3 separate regions of the Homo sapiens genome follow, and all the other regions are linked to region 3. Evidence: chromatin contacts called from ENCODE Hi-C or POLR2A ChIA-PET data. All regions are on one chromosome and are shown on one strand. Each heading gives the region's core, a stretch centred on a gene start or an enhancer-like site at or near the end of the contact. The rest is flanking DNA. Distances are from core to core; before and after follow the strand shown. Region 1 overlaps LINC01655 (long intergenic non-protein coding RNA 1655). Region 2 has its middle 31 kb from the start of LINC01655. Region 3 holds the start of HLX (H2.0 like homeobox).

Region 1 (2,700 bases), core at 48-2,547, 950 kb before region 3:
AAAAATGTTTAAAAAGTAGCTGGGCGTGGTGGTGGGTGCCCATAGTCCTAGCTACTAGGGAGGCTGAGATGGGAGGATCCCTTGAGCCCAAGAGCTTGAGGCTGCAGTGAGTTATAATTGCAAAACTGCACTGCAGCCTGAGTGACAGAACAAGACTCCAACTCACACACACACAACAAAGTTTTTGCTAAACAGAAGAGAGATTTTGGGGATATCTGGCAATAAAAGGAGAAAATACTCCAGGGGAGATGGATATGGGAAGGACAGAGTGGGACACCTAAGAGAAGCCCCACATGATTTTCCCAATATTGCCTGGGCAGCCCTAGGAGCTGAGGGATGGGACAAGGAGATACCAGCAGCCTGCAGAAAGCTGCAGAGCTGAACTTGCACACACACCATCCACGGACACCTGAATGCAGCCCATGTTTATGCCATAGCATGTGCTCTCTCTTATAAGCCTCATGCACCCGCTATGTTCCTTTAGCAGGAAAGCCATAGATTATTTTTCCAGTGAGTGGCCATTTGGAGGGAGATGTGCAGGTATTCGGTTTACAACCTCTCCCTGCTTGTTGCACAGCATAGGAAGGTGTGGAATGTATGATGGCACAAATAGTAGAACCTCCTCAAAATACTCTGAAACCTTCATCCTTTGCAAACCCAGAGGCTCCTTCCATCCTCCACTATTCTCTTTCAAAAGTCAATTATTTTAATCATAGCAAAGCTTTCTTGACCCCATATGTGTCCCAACAACCAAATGACAGTCTCAACAACATTTACCTGTTAGCTATGGATTCTAGTCTAAAAGGACTCATGTTGCTTTCATCTTCCTAGATCCAGTGCCTGGCACAGTGAAATAATTCAAAAATGTTTGTTGAACCCTTCGGTGATTTTACTATGTGCAGAAATGTATATCAAAATATTCATTGAAACATCTCAGCCCTGGATCTAAGAGTGGGTTAGGTGTAGGAAGAAAGGGTAGTGTACCAAAAAAAAAAAAGTAATATATGGTTTCTGTCTTCTAGAAGTTAAAAGCACATATTCAAAAGACAGGTAAGTAGCAACAGGCATGGTATGGTTAAACACTAAAATTAGTCATTTACATATTATCTGTTTTTCTCATACCCTCACTGTGCATTAGAAGCTTTGTAAAAACTACAGATGCCTGCAGTTCACACACAGAGATTCTGATTAGGTCTGTCTAGTCAGAGTCTACATTTTTAAACAGTCCACAGGCGATTCACATGCGTATCCAGGATATGAATCACTGTAACAAGTGCTAGAGAACAGAATTAAAACAGCTACCAGCAAGAACCAGAGTGGGGGGAGGAGTCTCACGGCACGATTGGAACCTCTTTTGAACCCTGAATCATACAGAGAATTTGGATTGTAGGGATGGAGAGGGGAGAGCCTTCTGGTTGGGAGGAAGAATTGAAGACATTGTGAACAAAGGAGGTTGAAAATTAGGGAGAATTAGGGAGCTATTGTTTAAAGGATACTGAATTCCAGATAGGAGGAATAAGTTTAAGAGATCTATTGTACAACATGGTGGCTAACCACAATGTATTGTGTACTTGAAAATTACTGAGTAGGTTTTAAGTGTTTTTGCCACAGGAAATGATGTGTGTGAGGTAAAATGTATGTTAATTAGCTTCATTTCCCCGTTCTATAATGTATATATGTTGTACCCCATACATGTATATTGTTTTTTATTTGTCAATGAAAAAAGCAAATTAAAAATGCCAATGTTAATTTAAAAAAAAGAGTTGAAAGTCAAATGGATACCTATTTGCTTAGTGGCAACCACATCTCAGAGTAAGGTGCAGAGGTGCCCATGTGAAGATGGGCACTGGTTGAGGTAGCACCACCTGCCTACCTGATGGCAGAAAGAATATCCTTAATGACCAAAGGAAGGCCACAGAGGGAAGGTAGGCTTTGGCCATGTGAAACCAAAGAAAATGGCTGAGGTGACTCAATCAATCTAGAGATTTATTCTGCCAAGGTTGAGGACGCACCCAGGAAAAAGGAACACCTGTGATTTGTGCTTTTTCCAAAGAGGGTTTGGGGTCTTCAACGTTTAAAGGGGAAAGAGTAAGCAGTTGGGGAAAGAGGAAAGAAAAAATAAAAAGGGAAGAATACATAAAAGAGGCAAGCAATGGCATTCTTTTGAAGCTAGATCCGTGTTCACTGAATCCACATTTTAAATGTGAAAAGAGGGGACAGAGGAATAGTCAACTATGCATTGGCTCCAGCTCAATGAATCTGCATTTTTAGGTAAAATAAAGTAAACATAGAGTAAAGGAAGCATTCAAATATGTATTTGTCTCAGGTGAGCAGAGGGATGACTTCTAATCCTGTCTTTGTTCTGTACCTATGAAGATAAGCTGTTGATTTACATTATCAGGGTGAAATTCAACAGAACTCTGTTTTAGGGTAAAGATCTTGGGGTGCACAGAGAATTTTCTTGTGAGTGAATTGTGAGGGAGGGCCCCTGGGGAGGCCTGTAACCTTCTACCTTTGTAGCTATCTATTTAGGAACAAAATGAAAGGCAGTTTTGGGTGACTCAAGCTTTTTTTTTCCCCTTTGGCATAGTGAGTTTGGGGTCCTGAAATTTTATCTTCTTTTCACAGCCATAGCCTGGGAAGTAGGACCCCTTTCTTTGTACCTGCAAAACAGCTGTGGATGGCTACAAAAATGGTCTT
Region 2 (2,799 bases), core at 149-2,648, 930 kb before region 3:
ATTTAACATTAATTGAGCACATGGTGTCAAGCACTGTAAAACAAAAGGGGGTGCAAAAGTGAGGAGTTCTCAGTTCAGTGTGTCTTTGAGTAAAGACGGGACTAGGAGTAGATCCCAGATGTGCTAACAACAGTTCCAGTATGATACCGTATCTCTGGAGATCAAAGCAATTATCCCAGCATAAATTTAGGAAAGACTTCTGAGATGAGGACACTTGAAAGCAGTGGAGGCCAAATCATCTTTGATCACAAGGAGAAAAAGAGAGAGGGCATTCCAGAAAAGCACATGCTAAAGCATGGAGAAGTCAATGAGTCCCACATGTTTGTGATTGTGGCAACATAGATCATGGTAAAGGTGGGGGCAAGAGGACAAAAAAGGTCAGAGGCACAGTGACAAGAAGTGAGGCTGTAAAATAAGTCAGTTTCTATTGCAAAGTCTTTGTATTCCATTCAAAGGGCTTCAGCCTGTCCTACAGGAATGAGGAAGCCAGGGAATGTCTTAATAGATGCCATTTATATAAACCCATATTTCTGGTATAACTGGTGGCAGAGGAAATGGGCTGGAAAAGATGAGAGCCTGGAATGGGAAATGACTAAAGTCATGACATAAAGACATCGACATGCATAGATTTTGTGGTTAAACACATTTTTTAAACAGAGGCAGAAAGAAGAAAGTGTATGGCAGAAATGACCAGAGACCGCAGATGAGCTCATGGTGGACAGTGATGAAGTTTGAAGCCAGGGTAGCTGTCATTGCAGAGAATGAAACATGGCCAAGAACTTCCTAAATATTAGACTAATGTCATTATTTTTTCCTTACCTATGACAGCTGATGAGCCAGTGTGATCTATGATCTTTCTGGGTATTTTATTAAGTTTTCATCACTGTGCTGCCTTTGCAATCCACTAGCCTCAGGGAACATTTGAGACTTGAATTTGAAAATGACATTCACAAAATTAGATATTCTTCATGTGTGTGTGGTGTGTGTGTGTGTGTGTGTGTGTGTGTGTGTGTGTGTGTCCTTTTTTTTTCTTTTCCTAGCTCCAAACTGTCTTCAAAGGGTTATAAAGAATGGGGTCTTTGAGTCCTTTAACCTTTAGCTATGAGATAGCTAATTTTTGTTCCCCAAGCAAACATGTCAGAAATGACTCCCTGTTTCTTTATTATTTGCAAATATATGTTCTTTTATTCCACCCCCTTTCCCCTTGGGAATGAAGGGCCTCCTTGGATGGGCCTTAGGCCCAGGCTCTCAGAAAGTTAAGAAGGCTTTGGAGGGTGTTCTGAGGGCAGATAAATGGACAAAATAATGGTGCAAGGAGACCGTGTTGGAGAAAATTCAGTTAGGCAAGAAGCACCGAGGAGTTCGACCCGGGAGGAAGTCCAGTGAGAGCTCTGGCAATGTGAAACCAGGAAGTGACCTTTAGTTAATCAAGTACCGAAGATGAGAGGGCAGACATAAGACTCAGACAAAAAAAAAGTGATAAAAATCATTCTGAAAAGGGAAATTCTAGTTCTTTGTTCTCTCTTCTTATCATATAATTTCTCAGGCTCTCTCTGTATCGCCGGAGGAACATGAAAAATTTAATTAATGACTCGAACATTTTCATGTAGGCAGAGGTTTGGTTTCCTGTAGATAAGACATCTGGTTAATCAAGTGAACTTTCTCCTTTTCATCCGTGTTATGACACTTGTATATTATGTGGCCACATGGTATTTACTAGCTCACTTCCATCTCTATAATTTGCTTTGCTCCGTGTTATTTGATCTGGACCAGCAACTTTAAGACATCATGTCTACCTCATCAGCTATGTCTGCTCCCAACCAAAACCAACTGTGGGCCTCTGACACCTTCATATTGTTCGTAGCTTGAGACTCTAGCCCCTCCCTCTAGCCAGCCTTATGCTTTCTTCCTGCTTTAAATTCTTGCTTTCAACCTTGCCCACAATTGGGATTTTGCTGTAGGTCACACTAAGACCACAACTCATGATGTGCTGTTCAATGAGCAGAGTTTCCTGTGGTCTCCCAGATGACACTTGAGCATGTCTCACCATGCCATGGATGATTTCCCAAATCCAAGTCGGGGACATTTCTAGAACCTCATGACATAGGCAGACCCCCTACTGCTGGCTCTTCCAATTGTAAACATGTAAGTCATGCCACAACCCACTTAGCAAATATCTCAGTGGCCTCAGGGCTGTGCCCTTGAATGGATTACACTGCTCTTGGATGTTCCATAGGATAAAAAAATCACAAGAGAAAAAGAAAAAGTCTGGAGACTTGGAGAACAAAATGCCATAGAAACAAGTCTCTTCACATCAGGAGCTCTATAGCTGAAATCTGCTTCCTTCAACTCCCAACCCAATGCCCTATCCTCAGCTGCCAATCCAGCAAGAACACATTTGTACAAATGTGATGTGGGCTCACTCCTTGGGTGGAACTTGCTAGAAATCTCAAGCAGTGAACAGTTTCTGAAAGCTTAAGAATACCCATTTTAACTTTACCTCAAAAAGGTTAAATGATAGAGTAACACGGACAGAGAACAGACTCTAGGAAATGTGCAAGAAGTAAGCTCTCTTTCTGTTTTATTCAGATATGAGTTTTCATTTCACCAGCCCCCAGTGGATCTGATCCAATGACCTAGAGATTCATGAGGCTGAAATTACCTTGGTGAACAACATGATCTTTCTAGGATTCCAGGCATTCCTGGTACTAAAAATCCTCCTAAGCTATTGACAATTTTTTTTTAATTGTGGGTAAAATACACACAACATACAACTCAACAATTTAACTATTTTTAAAT
Region 3 (2,706 bases), core at 67-2,566:
TTCTGTCTCTAGATACATTATTAAAGAGATCAAAGTCATGTTAGCAGATAATTACACCAACCACTTTTATAAATATTGATTCTAAGACGTGTTTTTAAAGAATCCCTGGAGTCATTTTTTGTTTGTTTTACATAGAACAGGTGAGTTTTAGACCTAATGTTTTGTAGTTTTCTTACAATTCGTTTTCTTCTCTCCCGTTTTACCGATTTGTCCTTAATTGTAAAAACACTCAAAGGCACCCCAAGCCAGCCCGGGGTCCGGGGAGTGGGTCAGTGGTCAGAGGCCTGCAGCCTCCCGCCCAAGACCTACCTCTCAGCGTGTTGCCTTCTTTGACTTTTGGGTCAAATTCTGCAGATAAAATGCGGTCAATTCCAAATTTGAGGTCTTTGCTGGAGGGGGCCGGGGCAGAGCCACTGTGGTGGGGGTTCGGAACCACTCGCGTCCCCGAGGCCGGGGGCTGCAGGGCGCCAGCCCGGGGCGGAGGCGGAGGCTGTTGCTGCTGCGGCTGTTGCTGCTGCTGTTGTTGTTGCGGGTGATGGTGGTGGTAGGCGGCTGAGAGCGGAGACAGCCGCTGCGGGAAGCCAGCCGGGACTTCGGAGGGCGCCACCACTGGGGTGGGTCGAAGCGGGGATCTGGCCGCCGCTTGGAAAGAGGCGTGCGGGTGAACCGAGCCCAAGTGCGCGGTGAGGGCGGCGGCCGAGGCCCCTGCCAGGCCCTCCGGGGCCGCCCCCAGATCCCCCACGCCGGCGTGCAGAATGTCTGCGATGCAGAAGGAGGGCTTTTTGACGGCGGCGGGGTCCAAGGGGAAGGAGCAGCCGCCTGGGCCGGCCGAGGAGCAGTAAGCGGCCGACCAGAGGCTGAAGTTGGAGGCGTAGAAGGGAGCCAGCCCGGCTGCGAACATCCTGCCGGGGTGAGCCGCGCGGCTGCCGCAGTCCAGCCGGACTGGGTGGGTGGGCGCGCGGGGAGGGGCGCGCGAGTCCCGGAGAAGGCGGCGGCAGCCGAGGACGATCCGCTTTCGCTTCTCCGCCCGCACTGAGGAAGAGAGGCCGGGAGCCCTAGCGCCACCGAGGGAGGAGGCGAGGGCCGGATCTCGGCCGGTCACCGCCTCGCTCCCTGGCCTCGCTTTAAAGGCGGCGCGGCGCCCGCACTCCTCGCGGGCTGGATGAGAGCGAGGGGCGCTGGGGCCGCAGGGCGGGCGGGGGAGCCAGGGAGACGGGAGCCGGACACCGCAAGAAAACCCAAATAGCTAAGCCCTAAGAGCTAAATTTAAAACAACAACAATAATAGTCCGTTAGTTAGGGGGGGGGAAAAGTAATAGAAAAAAAAAAAAACTCGTCTCTAAAAACTCCCAAAGTTTTGGCAGGAGCTTTCGAGTCAGGCCCGGGGTAGGACCTCGATCCGAGCGCTCATTGGTCATCCTCGTGACCAATGGGAGCGGGGAGTGGAGGGGAATTAGGAACAAGGGGGCCTGGCCGGACCCTAGCCACGCCCCGGCCACGCCAAAGTTTTTGCTGCGGCCGCGTGGGCTTAGTAGCGCACATCGCAGTGCTTCTTGCTACTCTGCGTAGGGGCCAGGCAGCCGCTCCGGAGGGCTCTGACTCTCTTCTAACTTCTGCAGCTCCGAACCGCCACGGGGCAAGGAGGGTTGATCACAGGAGCTTTCCTGAAGCGCTTGTCACCCGGGGCGAGTTGGGGGCGTGGGGAAGGGACGGTAATCTCACTCTTTAGGGCTCTGCAAAGCCCGCCTCCCGGTGGAGAGCGGAGCGCGCTTTGGCCCCTTTGCTTCCCTTCTCTTGACCTCATTCTGCTTTTATTCCAGGAGTCCGTGTCCTCGGCAAAGCCCCTCATCTTTCCTGGGCCCTTGCCCAAATGTTGCCGCCCTGAGTCCCGGCCCAACTCAGCACCGCGTCCGCCTCGTGCCTCCCAGGAGATCCTCCGGGAAGCGAGGAGGAGGGGCGGCCGCAAATTGGTTTTATTCTGAGCTGTCACACAGTGACAAATTGAACGAGTGACTTTTCAAACAAAATAAGACGGATGGCTCCAAACGTCTCTCTTAGACGCAGCCAAACCTTTCCCCGGAGCCTCAGAGGCTACAAAACAGGCTGCCTCCCGAAACCCGGGAGAGCGGCACGCGCTTCCATCCTTTGCAGGAGGTTGTAGGAAATGTTAGCCTCACCCCTCCACCACATCTCCGGATCACGTGGGGTTCGTTGTTTTGCAAGTGCCCACAAGAGCAGATTTCCGTGGGGTTCAATACTGCTTTCAATTCTGTGACAGCTTCCCCAGGAACCCCTTGGGCCTGGTTGCAGGAGGAGCTGCGTGGTGGTCAACGTCTTCCATTCGTGCCTTGGGTCTTTAGAACGCAGGGTAGTGGTGGTGGAGGTTTTGTGCAACATCGACATATCTATTTTAAGAATTTCTTCTCTTTAAATTATAGTCAGAATGAATTTCCCCACCCCTCTCCCAAACAAACCACAGGCCACCCAGATGAGCTGTTCTTGCACATTTTCAGGAAGAAAATAAAATAATACGAATAATGAAACCACGAAAACTTTTGTTTTCGATTGCCCTAATAAGCATCTCCTAACAGGGATTCTGTGACATTTTTATTTCCCTTCAGCACGAAGGCTCCTCACCAAATAAACCCAGAAAAGCAAGTGAACTTGCCATGCCTATCTCGAGTTCAGGGTTTGGGCTTATAAAATT

What was found. A loop is a pair of places that touch in the nucleus more often than their neighbours do. ChIA-PET counts read pairs that join two places held with the same protein, here RNA polymerase II (POLR2A). Pooled maps may share reads with other maps.
Region 1: a loop to region 3 is called in a map of endothelial cell of umbilical vein, with 11 times the contacts of the local background. The contact joins the enhancer-like site here to the promoter of HLX in region 3. A Hi-C loop is called at or near these places in 1 of 168 maps with a recorded cell type or tissue (endothelial cell of umbilical vein) and 3 of 50 pooled maps. POLR2A ChIA-PET finds 5 or more read pairs at or near these places in 3 of 52 experiments (AG04450, common myeloid progenitor, CD34-positive and endothelial cell of umbilical vein).
Region 2: a loop to region 3 is called in a pooled map, with 4 times the contacts of the local background. The contact joins the enhancer-like site here to the promoter of HLX in region 3. A Hi-C loop is called at or near these places in 1 of 168 maps with a recorded cell type or tissue (B cell) and 1 of 50 pooled maps. POLR2A ChIA-PET finds 5 or more read pairs at or near these places in 2 of 52 experiments (AG04450 and common myeloid progenitor, CD34-positive).

The regions. Positions count from the first base shown.
Region 1 is chr1:221,828,413-221,831,112 of GRCh38, reverse strand. All of the region lies in intron 3 of LINC01655 (long intergenic non-protein coding RNA 1655), which reads left to right. Among named protein-coding and RNA genes, the nearest start is that of LINC01655, 11 kb to the left of the region's middle. Within about 2 kb of position 1,297, at least 6 of the 41 ENCODE cell types and tissues checked have a DNase peak (open chromatin) inside an H3K27ac peak, as active enhancers do; they include endothelial cell of umbilical vein, where a contact is called at or near this core.
Region 2 is chr1:221,808,435-221,811,233 of GRCh38, reverse strand. No RefSeq gene overlaps it. Among named protein-coding and RNA genes, the nearest start is that of LINC01655, 31 kb to the left of the region's middle. Within about 2 kb of position 1,398, at least 5 of the 41 ENCODE cell types and tissues checked have a DNase peak (open chromatin) inside an H3K27ac peak, as active enhancers do.
Region 3 is chr1:220,878,053-220,880,758 of GRCh38, reverse strand. It overlaps HLX (H2.0 like homeobox), which reads right to left and starts at 1,316. Exons shown (of 4, transcript NM_021958.4): 1 at 310-1,316. The coding sequence starts at 901. It overlaps HLX-AS1 (HLX antisense RNA 1), which reads left to right and starts at 619. Exons shown (of 3, transcript NR_046901.1): 1 at 619-910. RefSeq lists an enhancer at 1-591 and a silencer at 1,710-1,759.